Regions from separate parts of the Homo sapiens genome. Here region 2 is linked to region 1. Evidence: chromatin contacts called from ENCODE Hi-C data. All regions are on one chromosome and are shown on one strand. Each heading gives the region's core, a stretch centred on a gene start or an enhancer-like site at or near the end of the contact. The rest is flanking DNA. Distances are from core to core; before and after follow the strand shown. Region 1 holds the start of KCNK10 (potassium two pore domain channel subfamily K member 10). Region 2 overlaps GALC (galactosylceramidase).

Evidence for each region. Hi-C counts contacts between places; a loop is a spot of excess contacts on that map. Pooled maps may share reads with other maps.
Region 2: a loop to region 1 is called in a pooled map, with 5 times the contacts of the local background. The contact joins the enhancer-like site here to the promoter of KCNK10 in region 1. A Hi-C loop is called at or near these places in 17 of 37 single-sample maps with no recorded cell type and 5 of 50 pooled maps.

The regions. Positions count from the first base shown.
Region 1 is chr14:88,321,326-88,327,723 of GRCh38, reverse strand. KCNK10 (potassium two pore domain channel subfamily K member 10) reads left to right here and starts at 4,455. Exons shown (of 7, transcript NM_138317.3): 1 at 4,455-4,977. The coding sequence starts at 4,926. RefSeq lists enhancers at 998-1,512, 3,818-3,877, 4,450-5,109 and a silencer at 3,928-4,167.
Region 2 is chr14:87,950,983-87,957,981 of GRCh38, reverse strand. The region is part of intron 10 of GALC (galactosylceramidase); the gene reads left to right. It also overlaps the pseudogene SHLD2P2. Among named protein-coding and RNA genes, the nearest start is that of GALC, 39 kb to the left of the region's middle. RefSeq lists an enhancer at 2,623-2,792. Within about 2 kb of position 5,506, at least 4 of the 41 ENCODE cell types and tissues checked have a DNase peak (open chromatin) inside an H3K27ac peak, as active enhancers do.

The DNA.
Region 1 (6,398 bases), core at 3,206-5,705:
AATCCCCAATTAGAGGTTTGAGTCATCAAAATAAATCTGCAGGACTTACACACACAGAGTTCATTATGGAGCAGCCTAGCTTCACGCTTCCAGGTGTATGACATATGACACCCTCTGTCCTTTCACTTCTGATGTGTCTCTAGTTCTTCCAAGCCAAAAGCAGAGCCCAGGATTAGAGCAACATATATTTAAGGGTGTGTTTTTGCAGATGTCAGTTGGGACTAGAAAACAAATGTAGGCATGCTTAAACGCTGAGACCAATGTGGAAACTTCACGAGGTGGGGGTAGGGGGAAGAAAATTTTTGGTGGGGCACGTTTAAGTTCACGTTAATGTATAACGCTATCAATTTTACTACCACTGAGTGGGTATATGAAGGGGATGCTTGCGTGTCTGTGTGTATGTGTGTGTGGTAAAGGAGGGTGTGTGTGTGGCGGGGGGTATTTTCACAAAATGACATGGAAACCTGACTGCAGTTCTTTTGGGAAGAGGACTTGGAGGTGTCTTGGGGGTGGGGAAAAGATGGAAGACTGGGATTTCTTCTGGACTTCAGGGAAGAAGGATGAAACCAAAGGGAAACAATCCAAGGCAGATTAATGAATTTAGTCTAATATTTGTGAATTCAAAGTAGATTCTAATCAGCCCATCTCCTCCCTCTTCTGTTTGCAGAACTGGCACTAAAGAGGATTCCCCAAGCTGCTTCATCACTCCCTGCCATTCGCTGTCCCAGGAAATTCTCCTGACTCGCCCCGGAATCCGTGTTCGACTCTTCTCTGGCTGAGCTGTTCATTGCCAGCCACCCTGAGACTCCCCACGCGGCAGGCATCGTCTCCTCCGGTCTCACAGCTACCCCGGGCTGGAGCGTGGGGAGGGGGTAAGGGAGCCAGCCAACTCGGGGAAACTTCGTTGCCAGAGATGACTGGGGTTTTCGGGCTTTCCCAGCCTTCCCATGCCGGGCCACACGGCATTCATTAAAGTGGTGGGGCAACTATTGGTGCGCTCCAGCCGGGCAGGTTTTGAGCTGCAGAGACCCGTGCCCGGTAGCAGCGCTTTGCCACCGAGTGCACCCAGGACGCAGTGGCCGCCAGCCCGGGTCTCCTGCTGGGGGCCGGCGAGTGCAGGGAGACTTTGCGCCACGATGTTTTGTTTTCCTGCCGCAGGAACGCTAGGCAGTCTCTTTCCACCAGACTTAACCCGCCTGAAGCAATAGCCATGGAAGTTGCGGCGGCACAGAGGGAGACAGAACCGCTTGGAGCGGCATCTTTCTTGGATGTTTTTTCTCTACACAGACTTCTTTCTTTCCTTGGGTAAGTGAAGTCCAGCTTGTAAATAACCAAAGGGTAGAACCGAAGGGGATGGAGGGGGATTGCAGTAGCCCAAAGGGCTAAGTTTTCTTGGGAGGGAGGTCTCCCTCCATCCCCACTCCATGCAGTCCACTCCAAATACGCAGTTGAGGAGGAGTTGTGTTTGATTTCAGACACGTTTTGGGAAACGGTACTGGGATTTATTTACCTAATTTTGGTGGATTTTTTTTTGGGGGGGGGCGGGTAACTTGCTTTTGTCTACATTCTGAGAAAGGAGAATGAAAGTGGAGGTGAGAGAAAGCTCCAGAGGTTGGAGGTGGGGAAAAGAAAGGAGGGGGCGGCATCCAGTGATTAAGCAGAGAGATCATCCCAAGGGCCAATGACTAGTGCAAGTCTTCAAGGCAGACCAGGAGCACTAGACACTGATCCTGCTCCCTGCCCTAATAGAGTCTACCCCCACCTCCCCATCCCCAACCCTCCCCTTATAACCATCCTGCTGTTGCCATTCTGGGGAAGGTCATCACTACTCAGGGCCCCAAATAACTTTTAATGGGGACCTGCAACCTGTCTTGTACACAAGTGATGCTCAATAAATGTTTGTTGATTGGCCGAATGATGTTGCATCCTAAGGGTGCAGTTCCTGCCACAGGAATTTGCCTTGGACAGTGAACTAATTCCCCAATGCAGACCCCAGAACACAACCATAGGTCAGTTCATTTTGCAAAGGAGGAGGGCCTGGAGGCTTGGAAAATATCGTATTTAGACCTTCATTACCCAAACGAACCCATGGGACAGGTTCAGGGTCAGATTCATGGGTCCCGGGACTGGATGAGCTCACAAGGTTCTGGCATGGAGAGCATGGACCTTTGTGTCAACAAACTTGGGTTTGAATCCTCATATCGTGACCTTGGGAATGTTTCTTTATCTCTCTGAGCCTTGATCTTCTCATCTGTAAAAGGAGGCCAGTTACAGCTTCTGCAAAATGATCTAACAAAGATGAATGGAGAGGAAATATGAGATGGTGAGGGGGAATTCAGTAAATGTCAATCTTGCCTCCCCGTGCTCTGAGGACTCAGGAGAGGGTGTCTTTCTCTGCTGAAGCCCCTCTCTGACTCTGATGCATGTAAAAAACATTGTATTGCAGTGACTGTGCTAGAGTCCAGCTGTCCGTGAACAGTTAAAGAGAAGAGCGCAGAGGGAGGTTCGAAAGCCTTTCTTAGAAGCATCTCCCTCTGGACTTGAGAACAGAATTTACATACACACTGGTGTCTCGGGGCATGGCTGGGAGAAGCAGAGATTCCTTGTTTGTTTGATTTCTATGTCTTAGCCATCCTCCCAGTCCTAGTAGAGAGAGGCAAAGTGTGGTTACAGAGTCCAGGGAAGATGGTTCTGAAGCACCCGGGAACCTGCCTAAAGGGCTGAAGAGTCAGAGTAGCACCATCAGATTGGTACCAGTTTTGCCTGAACGGGGTTTGCAGAGAATTCAGGGCTCCAGCCTGGGGTGCCTGTGACAGCCCAGTGACAAAGCACTCACCTTTCCCACAGACCACAGCGGACCTCTGTAGGTCTTGCTCTTGGACTCAGAAACCTTGATGTGATAGTGACGGATGGATGGTGAGAAAGATGCTGCTGACATAGGGCTCCCCAGAAGCCTCAAGGTGCCGTAGAGTAGCATGCAACTTAGAGATCAGCTGCTAGTGTGGGATTTTAGGACCCCAGCTGGCAGGCATAGGAATGAGCTGGGCAATTTCTATGCGTAAGTAAAGGCAACAACAATCTAACAGGACCTTATGGCACTAGATAGTAAGCCCCATGAAGGCAAGATCTCTGTCTTGTTCTCTGCCATATGGCCAGCACATAGCACAGTGATGGCACTTGGAAGGGGTTCAATATATATGTTGAATGAACAACAAATTTTAGTAACCTTATCTGGAAGCCAGAGTAGGGGTTTAAACTACTTCCTATCCAACACTGCAGCATGCAATTCATGTCTTCATTTAGCAAGTATTTCTTGAGCACCTACTACGTGTAAGGCTCCGTTGCGAGGCATCCGAAGCAATTTGTCAGCATCATTCATGTTGATACTCGGAGTGACCCGTTCAAGAGCACCTCAGCACCACCTGGCTTTTCTGAAGACTGAGGCCCCACCACAAACCCCTGTGGGGCTTCAAGCAGGGGCAGTGAGAGGGCGTTAGACGAATGCTCCAGGTTTAGCCCCTTTCCGGGAACAGGTCTGGGTCCCTTCGCATCTGCCCTGCTGGTCCCAGGATCCCGGGGCCGCCGCTTCCGGGAGCTGCCGGGTCTTGGCAACTCCGCTTTCCTCCGGGGGCCCCCGTGCCTCTCTCAAGCCTCCTTTCCAGCCAACGACCAGCGGCCCCAGTCCGGCTGCAGGTAGCTGGGGAAGGGACCAAGCTGTGCCTTGGGAGCGAGCTTCCCCGGGCGGGGAGAGCGCAGCAGATGCGGAGCGGTCCCAGAACAAAAGGCTCATGGCTGGCACGGGCCTCCTTGGAGTGCGGCGGGGACGTGGGTTCGGGACTCAGGCGAGAGAGCCAGACGCGGGAGGAAAAAAAATGAAGTGAGAAAAGAGAAGGAGGGAGAGCTCAGGGTGAGAGCGGTGAGAAGAGGTGACCCGGAGGCCGAGGTCTGCGGCGGAGCCGCAGCGGCCCTTCCTCCGCCTCCTGCAGCGCCTTCCAGGCAACCAAGCGTGTCTCCGGCTGCAACTCCAGCAAGCGCGCCGCTGCCGCCTCCACGCCCGCCCGCCGGCCGGCCGAGCCAGTAAGTAGCGGCGCGCCCACCGCTCGTTCCCCGCCCCTCCGCGGCTTCCCCGCCACCGCCCACCGCCTCCCGCCGCCCCGCGGGCAAGTCCGCGACCGCCTCCCGCTGCCCCGAGCCGGGTGCCGGGGGCTCAGCGCGCCTTCCCAGCTGGGAGCCTCGGTCCGCTGCTCGCCCTGCTCCCTCTTGCCGGGGCGCGGCGTCTGGGGCGCGCCGCGGGGAGGGTCGCCCTCGCCGCGCGCTGCCCGGGCGCCGCGCCACCCCTACATCCAATGGCTTTCGGGGAGCGGGAAGTGGGGGGCGTCGCCGGGGGCGAGGAGCCGCGGCCGGGGTGGGGCGTGTGCGCTCAGCGCGGCCGAGCGAGGCTGACGTGCCCGCCCAAGCGCGCGCCCGGGAGTGTGTGTGCGGGTGTGTGTGTGCGGGAGTGTGTGCGCACACGCCTTCGGGGGCTGGAGTGACACTGCAGTGGGCTTCTCCGTAGCCCCAGCCTTCAGGCTGCGCAGCCCCTAACCTGCCGGCACCGCTTTTGGGAAGCAGCTTGGCTCTTCCATCTCCCCAAGCCTTCCTCTCCATCCTTTCATCCACCCCTCGCCGATCTTACTTTTTCTTTTACCCACGGGGCCGCGGCCGGCCACCCCCTGGCCGGTGCAAACACCCAAGCCCTCTCCAGTTCTCCCCCAAGCTAATATTTTCCCACCTGTCTTTTTCTGGGGTTCCTCCACGAGCCAGTCCAAGGCTCCCCCATCCTCGGAAATTGTTTTGTTGGACTGCTAAACCGAGGCGTGTAAAGCTTGAGGACTTTATTATTATTTGGGTTCTTTTCATTTCTTCCCCTTCTGGGCAACGAAGCAATGAAATTTCCAATCGAGACGCCAAGAAAACAGGTGAACTGGGATCCTAAAGGTGGGTGTTTCCTACTTTTGGCTGCCCTCGCCCTGCCTCTGTCTCCGGCGTGTGCGCGCTTCCTTGAGTGGAAGCACTCTTGCTTCTGGCAGCGTGTGTCCTGAGGCTGGGAAATGCGCCTGGGAACTGCAGCGCGGGTGGGAGGAGGGCGGAGGCAGCGTGGGTTCCGAACCCAGATAGTGCCTGTCATTACCACATAATCATTGTCCCTCCTAGATTGTCTCCAGATCTATTTAGATAGACCAAGCCGACTGTTTGGTTTGAAATTGCAAGTGTCGGTATTTGCTTTTGACTTTGAGTGTGCGAGTGTGTGTGTGTGTGTGTGTGTGTGTGTGTGTCCTTTGTTTCTGGTGATCTTTGTCTCTCTGGCAGATGGGTGGGGTGCTTCCCCCTGGACCTGGAGCTGCGCCGCATGCCCGGGTGTCCTCAGTGGGAAAGGTTTCCTGGCAGCAAGTGGGGCTCGAGTTGCAGCAGCCGTCCCTAGGGGTGGGCCGTTCTCGCAGGGCATGCAGAATAATGGAGCCCACAGGGCCTCCTGAGTCTTCGTTCAATCTTATTACCAAACCTAGCAGCTAGTTAGGCTCAGGTCAGAGTAGAAGCAGGAGGAGGGGTGGTTTGTGAGAAGGGTGGGGCTGGCAAGGCATAGGGGAGGGGCACGAAGTGTGCCCGCCCAAGCAATGGTGTGGTTTGCATGCTTTTACGAATGTTGGACCAGGTTTCATCCACGCAAAAGGGAGGGATTAAGACGGATTTGTGTGTGCCTAGCGTCGGCCACCGTGTCTGTAATTAGCATACAGATGTTAAGGCTCCAAGGGAGTGATCAGTATGAGAGCAGAACAAGTTGGAACCGCGTGTCCAGTTGTGACAAGAATGCTCTTTAGCATTTCTTGTAGCTCATCTGACGACTGTGTCAGGCTAGGCAACGCCTCTGTGTGTATTGGAATTGAAATTTGTTTATTTGGGGTGCGTGTGTGTTTAATGTTCTTTATGAGCGCATTTCTTCTTTTTCTCCAGACTGGAAAGAAGAAACCATCTTATTTGTTGAGTAAATGTCTTAGGAATTGACTGGCTATTGAAGAGTGAGTGAAGAGATACTGCCTTTTTAAAACACTGAGGCTGTTACATCTTAAATACAGCCCAAACCTTCTATTTTGTCTCTACTTGAAATCTCTGGAAATATGGAGGTGTGCCTTTGCTTTTTTGGGGGGAGAATCCCTGAAAAGCATATTTGTTAAATACCTATTACATGCTAAACACTGTCCTAAGCTCTGGAGATACAGTCAGAACAGGAAAGATAAAAGCTCTGACTTGGAGTTTACAGTGAGGGAGACAGACCTAAATCAATTCCATGGAGGAATGCATAATTCAAAGTTTATGTATGCTCCAGGGAGAGCATCAGAGGTTTAAGAAAGTGTCTGATA
Region 2 (6,999 bases), core at 4,257-6,756, 370 kb after region 1:
ATGTTGGTATTTTGATAGGAATTACACTGAATATGTAGATTGCTTTGGGCATTGTGGTCTCATTTTCACAATATTGATTCTTCCAATCCATGAGCATGGGATGTATTTCCATGTGTTTGCATCATCTATTATTTCTTTCAGCCATGTTTTGTATAATAGTTCTCCTTTTAGAACTATTGGTTCTTGGTTAAGTATATTCTTATATATTTTTGTAGCTATTCTAAAAGAGATTGAGTTATTGGTTTGATTCTCAGTTTTGTCATTATTGGTATATAGCAGTGCTGCTGATTTATATACATTATTTGTGTACATTGATTTTGTAACTTGAAACTTTACTGAATTCATTTATCAGATCTAGCAGTCATGTATCAACAGAGCAGAATACAGAACCCAAAAATAAAGCCAAATACTTAAAACCAACTGATCTTTGACAAAGCATTCAAAAATATAAATTTGGGGAAAGGACATCCTATTTAATAAATGGTTCTGGGAAAATTGGATAGCAACATATAGAATAATGAAACTGCATCCCTACCTCTCACCTCACCGTATACAGAAATTAACTCAAGATGGATTAAAGGCTTCAATCTAAGACCTGAAACCATAAAAATTCTAGAAGAAAATCTAGGAAAAATTCTTCTGTACATTGGCCTAGGCAAATAATTTATAACTAAGACCCCAAAAGCAAATGCAACAAAACCAAAATAAATAAATGGGACCTAATTAAACTAAAAAGCTTCTGCAAAGCAAAGAATCATTGGAGTAAACAGACAACCCACAGAATGGGAGAAGACATTTACAAATTATGCATCTGACAAAAGACTAGCATCCAGAATCTATAAGGAACTCAAACCAGCAAGAAAAACACAAATCCCATTAAAAAGTGGCAGGTGACATGAATAGACATTTCTTAAAAGAAGATATGTCTATAGCCAGAAAAACAGTTAAAAAAAATGCTCAACATCACTAATCATCAGAGAAATGCAAATTAGAACCACAACGAGATACCACCTTACTCCAGCCAGAATGGCCATTAAGAAACATCAAAAAACAATAGATGTTGGCATACATGTGGTGAAAAGAGAATGCTTATCCACTGCTGGTGAGAATGAAGTTAGTACAACCTATATGGAAAACAATGTGGAGATTTATCAAAGAACTAAATTGATTGATCTGCCATTCATTCCTGCAATCCTACTACTGGATATCTACCCAAAAGAAAAGAAGTCACTGTATCAGAAAGTCACCTGCACACATATGTTTATGTAGCACAATTCACAATTGAAACATATGGAATCAACCTAAGTGCCCATCAACTGATGAGTGGATAAAGGAAATATATATATACCATATATATATGGTGTGTGTGTGTGTGTGTGTGTGTGTGTATATATATGGTGTGTGTGTATATATATATATATGGTGCGTGTATATATATATGGTGTATGTATATACATATACACACACACATCATGAAATACTCTTCAGCATAGAAAGAATGAAATAATGCCTATTTCTTTGAATGTCTCATTTTTTGTGTGTGTTGTTGGAAACTGGACCTTATATATAATATATGGTAGCAACTCGTATATAATATATGCTATCAACTCTGGGCATTGATCCTCTCCCCCTTGAGGCTTGTTGTTGTTTATTTATTTACTTAGTGATTTGCTGGAGTATTTTAGTTAACTCTGTTCCCTCCTTCTTCCCCTCCACACACTGTAAAGCCTGAAATGTTGCTCCTTGGAGAATGTGGTTTTGGGCATATCCACAGTCACCCTGGGATTTGTTTTTCCAGGACTCTGTCTGGTTCCTTGATCACACCTCACTGTAAGTTACACTAATTGCTGGTGGATTTCTGTATTGTTTTAAACAATGCCCTGGGGACTTAAATTGTTCCAAAGACTGATCCAATTAAATTCCAGCTCATTTTCAGGGGTGGTTTGAAGTTAGTGTTTTAGTTTTCTTCTGACCACAGGAGATTTTTTTTTTTAAACTGTCACTTTTTTTTTTCATTTCATCATAAATTTATTTTCAGGCAGTATGATAATCTATTAATACTCGGCATACTCTGAACTTACAGAATAAGTACCACTCTATACTTCCTCATTAATGACTATCATTTTACATGAGCTTCTTCTACAATCACAGTGAGAGAACAGATTGCTACATGTTTGCTAAATACATTCAGTAAGGCACTCAAATCCTAGACACGAACTAACCACAGAACGCTCTTCCCCGCTTTAATAAATTGAAACATGATCTCATTTCCTTCGTTTTCAATGCTTTTTATAGAAAGACACGCTTGTCTTGAACTTGTCTAAACAGAGGTTTATATAAACTAATCCATTATCATGTATAGTTGTAATCAAGGAAATGATTTCACATTGACGGTTTTTAGGTAGGGATAAGTAAAAGCACTGCAGCAGTTTCTGAGGGAATGTCTTCCCTGTGGTTCCTCATACTTAGTACAATGCCTGGAACGTAGCAGGGACTAAATACAGTGAACAAATGGGCAAACCTTTAATTCCCAGGGATCTGCTACATATTGCCTTGACTGGTAGATCATTTCTCCAGAAGAAAGGAAGAAACCAAAAAACAAAAATAATCTTTTTAAACCTCACAGGATTTTCTTAGAAAAAAGTTTTAATTGAAATTCTCTTTGTAAAATGTATTTAATAAAAAATCCAAAGCAAAAACCCTATCGTTTATTTACTTCAAAAGACAAATCATTTCAGTACTTCTTCCTTGAAATGCCTGCCATTTCTTCCTCTGGCCTCAGAAAAGGGCATCGGCTCCATGCTTTACAGTGTCAGGATAAAAATCCAGGAGGGAGAAATCTTGTTGTAATGGATAGCTGCTTTCATCTAACACAAAAAGGCTCTGAATCTTTGATACACAAGGTTCTGCGCTGACTGCCGACAAGGAGTGTAACAGGTCTGCCATGACCATCCCATAGGTGATCTCTGAGGAAGTAACTATCACTCTGTTGAGGCAGTCTGCAAAAATGTTGAGAAGAATCTTCTCTATCAGCTTTGAGTCTACACGGATGTAAACATCATGTCTTCCATCAACTACAGTCATTAAAGCTGGCCTATAGTATATTTTCTTCATAGTAAATGGCAAGCAGCTAAAACATTGTTTGTAGATCCTGTTCTTATCTGTTTCTAGTTCCAATCCATATTTTGCGCAGCCAGTATATATGATGTTGGGAAGAGAAGAAAAGAAATACTCTTCAGAGAACTGTGAGCATTTAGAGCTATCTTCTGAGCTGCCGTAATAGGAAATGACAGCTCTGAAATCTGGGCTTTAATTAGAACCACTCCTGAACATTTATCCTCTAGGTGGGTTGCTAAGTCTGATATCTTCCAAAAGGAAGGTGCACTTTTTTGAAATTTTGCTTTAAATGTAATTGCCCTTACATCATCATCAAACAAGCACTCACAGGATGACCAAGGCATTGTATGCGATTTTAGGTTTTCTAGTGTGTAATTGCGCTGAACAAAAAGATATTTAAATTCCCAAATATAACCTTTTTTCCTTTGCAGTTGAGGGTACCAGGCTGCTCCAGGACTCCATAATACAAGCACATAATGTTGATCTTGGGCCTGTTCCACTGTTAACATAACTTTTTCTGCTTCTGTCCTCTATAACTGTATACTGCCTCTGTCAGTATAGTGAAATCAACAACTCTTAGTATTGTGTGGACTAATACATCAGGCTGAAGGTGCTCCAATTCTATAAAGTCTATACTGTTCACCCTCTGAGGCTGCCTCGGAGGAAGATCTCTGAGGTAGGAATGTTTTGAGGACACCTGTGCCAGTAGGTCTTGAAGTACAACATCACTAACTACACTGGAATATTCTTCAGGCTGAATAGATGAATAACTCCCAAGATTTAATAACTGACTGCTAAATGTTGATTGTAGTACTGTCTCGCCAACCCATTGGTCCTCATGAATAACAACATCTGCGAGTAAAATTATATCTCCAAGAAACACTGTATATGCCCAAAATGCTGCAGTCCTCTACAGAAAAACCTTCTTAGTTTCTGATTGATCAATTACTGTAACTGTTGCTAAAGGCACTTTAGAGCCAGAATTTGGTCCGAATTTTATGTTTATTTCCTTCACATGACATGGAGATAGCACCATGACTAAACAATCATACTTCTGGCTTTTAGAATCACAGTTTTTTATTAATGACTTTTTTTAATACCCTTAAATTCAGACACATTCCTCTGATCCATTTCTACAACAGAATCTCCTGCATTAGAAATCAACTTCATTTTCTTAGCTACTTGAAGGACTCTAGATAGAGCTTCAGACTGGCCCACTTTATCTTCAGAGGTGCAGCTTCTTTTAATAGCACTTTTGTGGAAGGTGTTTAGTTGGGAACACAGTATTCCTGAGCTACACAACTCAATACGTATCTCATTTGGTGGCAGTTCATCTTCAGAACTGAAAAGTTCTTGAGATCCTGTATTTTCTTCAGGACCTTTGTCAGAGTTTATGTGAATGTGGCTATTTTCTGTTTTAGGAAAAACAGGACTAAAATGTTCAAGAGAATATGCTTGGTTTTGTCCACTTTCATATGCTTCTGTAAAATCATCAAGTTGAATGGAATTCTCTTCAGATATTCTTATCTTCCCGTAACTTGCCTTTGGTTCAGTCTCCATGTTTACATTCCCTTTATTTATAGGACTCCGCCCTTTATCTTTCTTTTGAGCTAAAAAAGCAACCTGGCTGGAGGTAATTATACAGAGAAATTCCGTATCAGTTGACATTTTAAGGTCTGAGACCTTCCTAACTGCTGCTTCAGACTTCAGACCTTGGCTTATCTACTGTGTTCAAGGAAAATAATCCCAAACACTGGTTTTGTATTTCATGATATTCTGTTGGCACACACTCTCTTTGTACCACTTCAGGCCCTATATTAATTTGTTTAGTACTACAAACCAAATCCAACATAGCTGCACATTTGTGGTCTAACTGAAACAAATTTGAGTGAAAGTTCTGACCACAGATATCTGACTGATGTTTAGGCTGTTCATCTATAATTTTATTTTCACTGAGAAGCTTTTGATACTTTTCAGTTAAATGCAGAACTATGCTTTCAAATCCACATATTTGCATATTAGAGCTCGTTACCTCACTCAGTCTAGAGGAGTGAATCTTCTGGGATTCTATATTCTGTGTTTCAGAAACAGAATGTACAAAGTAATCTTTCACATGAACATGTCTATTCATACAGTTTGCTAAGTAAGAAATGACCACTAAGATCTGGAGACCAATAGATTCTGGGACTTCATAGTTTTCAAGATTTTTGTGCTGTTTTTCATCCTTCAGATATAAAGAATGTTGACTGTATAAAAGCTGAATTTTTTTCCGGGGGTCAGCAACGGACATTAAAGAAACTGTGTGTTGTGATACTGTCATTTTTAGTGGAGCAACAGGATACTAGGCTGGGTGGTTCTCAACAGGATATTAGGCAGGGTTGTGGTTTAGCTTATGCCTATAGTGAAGCCACTGGTTTCTTTTTTCTTTTCACCAAAACCTCCATTATTTTTTAGAACAACATTAGTCTTAAACCTCTCTATGCTCTGTGTCAAATATCAATTCCTTTAAGAAAAGGTTTGAAGCTATTTCATGCCTTGCCTCTCCCCCTAGGTAAATCTCTAATCTCTAGTAATGTCACCTTTCTTATTGTTGAAGTGTATGTTTTCTCTTAACCTGATTTTTTATTAGTCTGGCTAGAAGTTTTTCAACTGTATTGATCTTCTCGAAGAATCAGCTTTTGGTTTTATTATTTTCTTGTGGTTTTTAAATTTGTTTTTGTTTAATTCTTCTTTGCTCATTATTATTTTCTTTGCCTATTTTGGTTTTTTCTTTATTTTTATTTTTACTTTTTAAAAAAATTTTATTTCCACAGTTTTTTGGGGAACAAGTGGTATTTGGTTACATAAGTTCTTTAGTGGTGATTTGTGAGATTTTGGTTCACCCATCCCCGAGCAGTATACATTGAACCCAATTTGTAATCTTTTAAAATTTGCTCCTATTTTTCTAGTATCTCAAGACAGAAGCTGAACTCTCAAATCCTTTCTTGGTTTCTAATCTAGGTATTTAGTGCTGTAAATGTCCTCCTAAGTATTGCTTTAGTGGCATACCACAAATTGTGATATGTTGTGTTTTCATTTTCATAAAGCTGAAAATTCTAATTTCTCTTTTTATTTTTCCTTTGATCTATTGATTATTTAGAAATTTGATAGTTTGTAAATATTTTTGACTTTTCCAGAAGGTTTTCAGTTATTCATTTCTGATTTAATTCTATAGTGGTTAAAAAAGTACTTTGTGTGACTTGAATCTTCCTGTATTTATGAGGACTTGCTTTATGGATCAGAGTATGGTGTAGTTTGGTCAGTGTTCCATGTGCGCTTGAAAAGAATGTGCATCCTGCTGTTGCTAGATGGAGGCATTTATAGATGGCATGTTGTTTGGTAGTGTTGTTCAAATCTCTTATATCCTTGCTGATTGTCCATCTAGTTGTACTATCAATTACTAAGAGATGGATATTGAAATCTCTGATTATGAAAGTAATTTTTTAATGGTCTGCAAAGCCTGAAATAGAACTGTGTACTATAAGTATTCTGTGACTGTGGAATCTCTTAAAGTAGGGATTATGTCTCATACTTCTTTTGATCCCAGCCCATAGTTGTGACTATTTAGTAAACAGTGATGGCAATGTGAGAACTATGTTACATATATTTAGCTGACCTTAGTGTGTATTTGATATCTATATATACTATATATACACACACCCATACATATATATATATATTTTTTACTTCTTACATGAGAACGAAAGTTATATTTAGATGAGATGTCTTTTCAGTGAAAACATCCTTACTTTTGCTTTTTATTTGATGTATTTTAGTTGGAAAACAGTTATAACAAAAAATTAATCTGTATGCCATATATGTCTCTACAGTTTAGCTACGAAT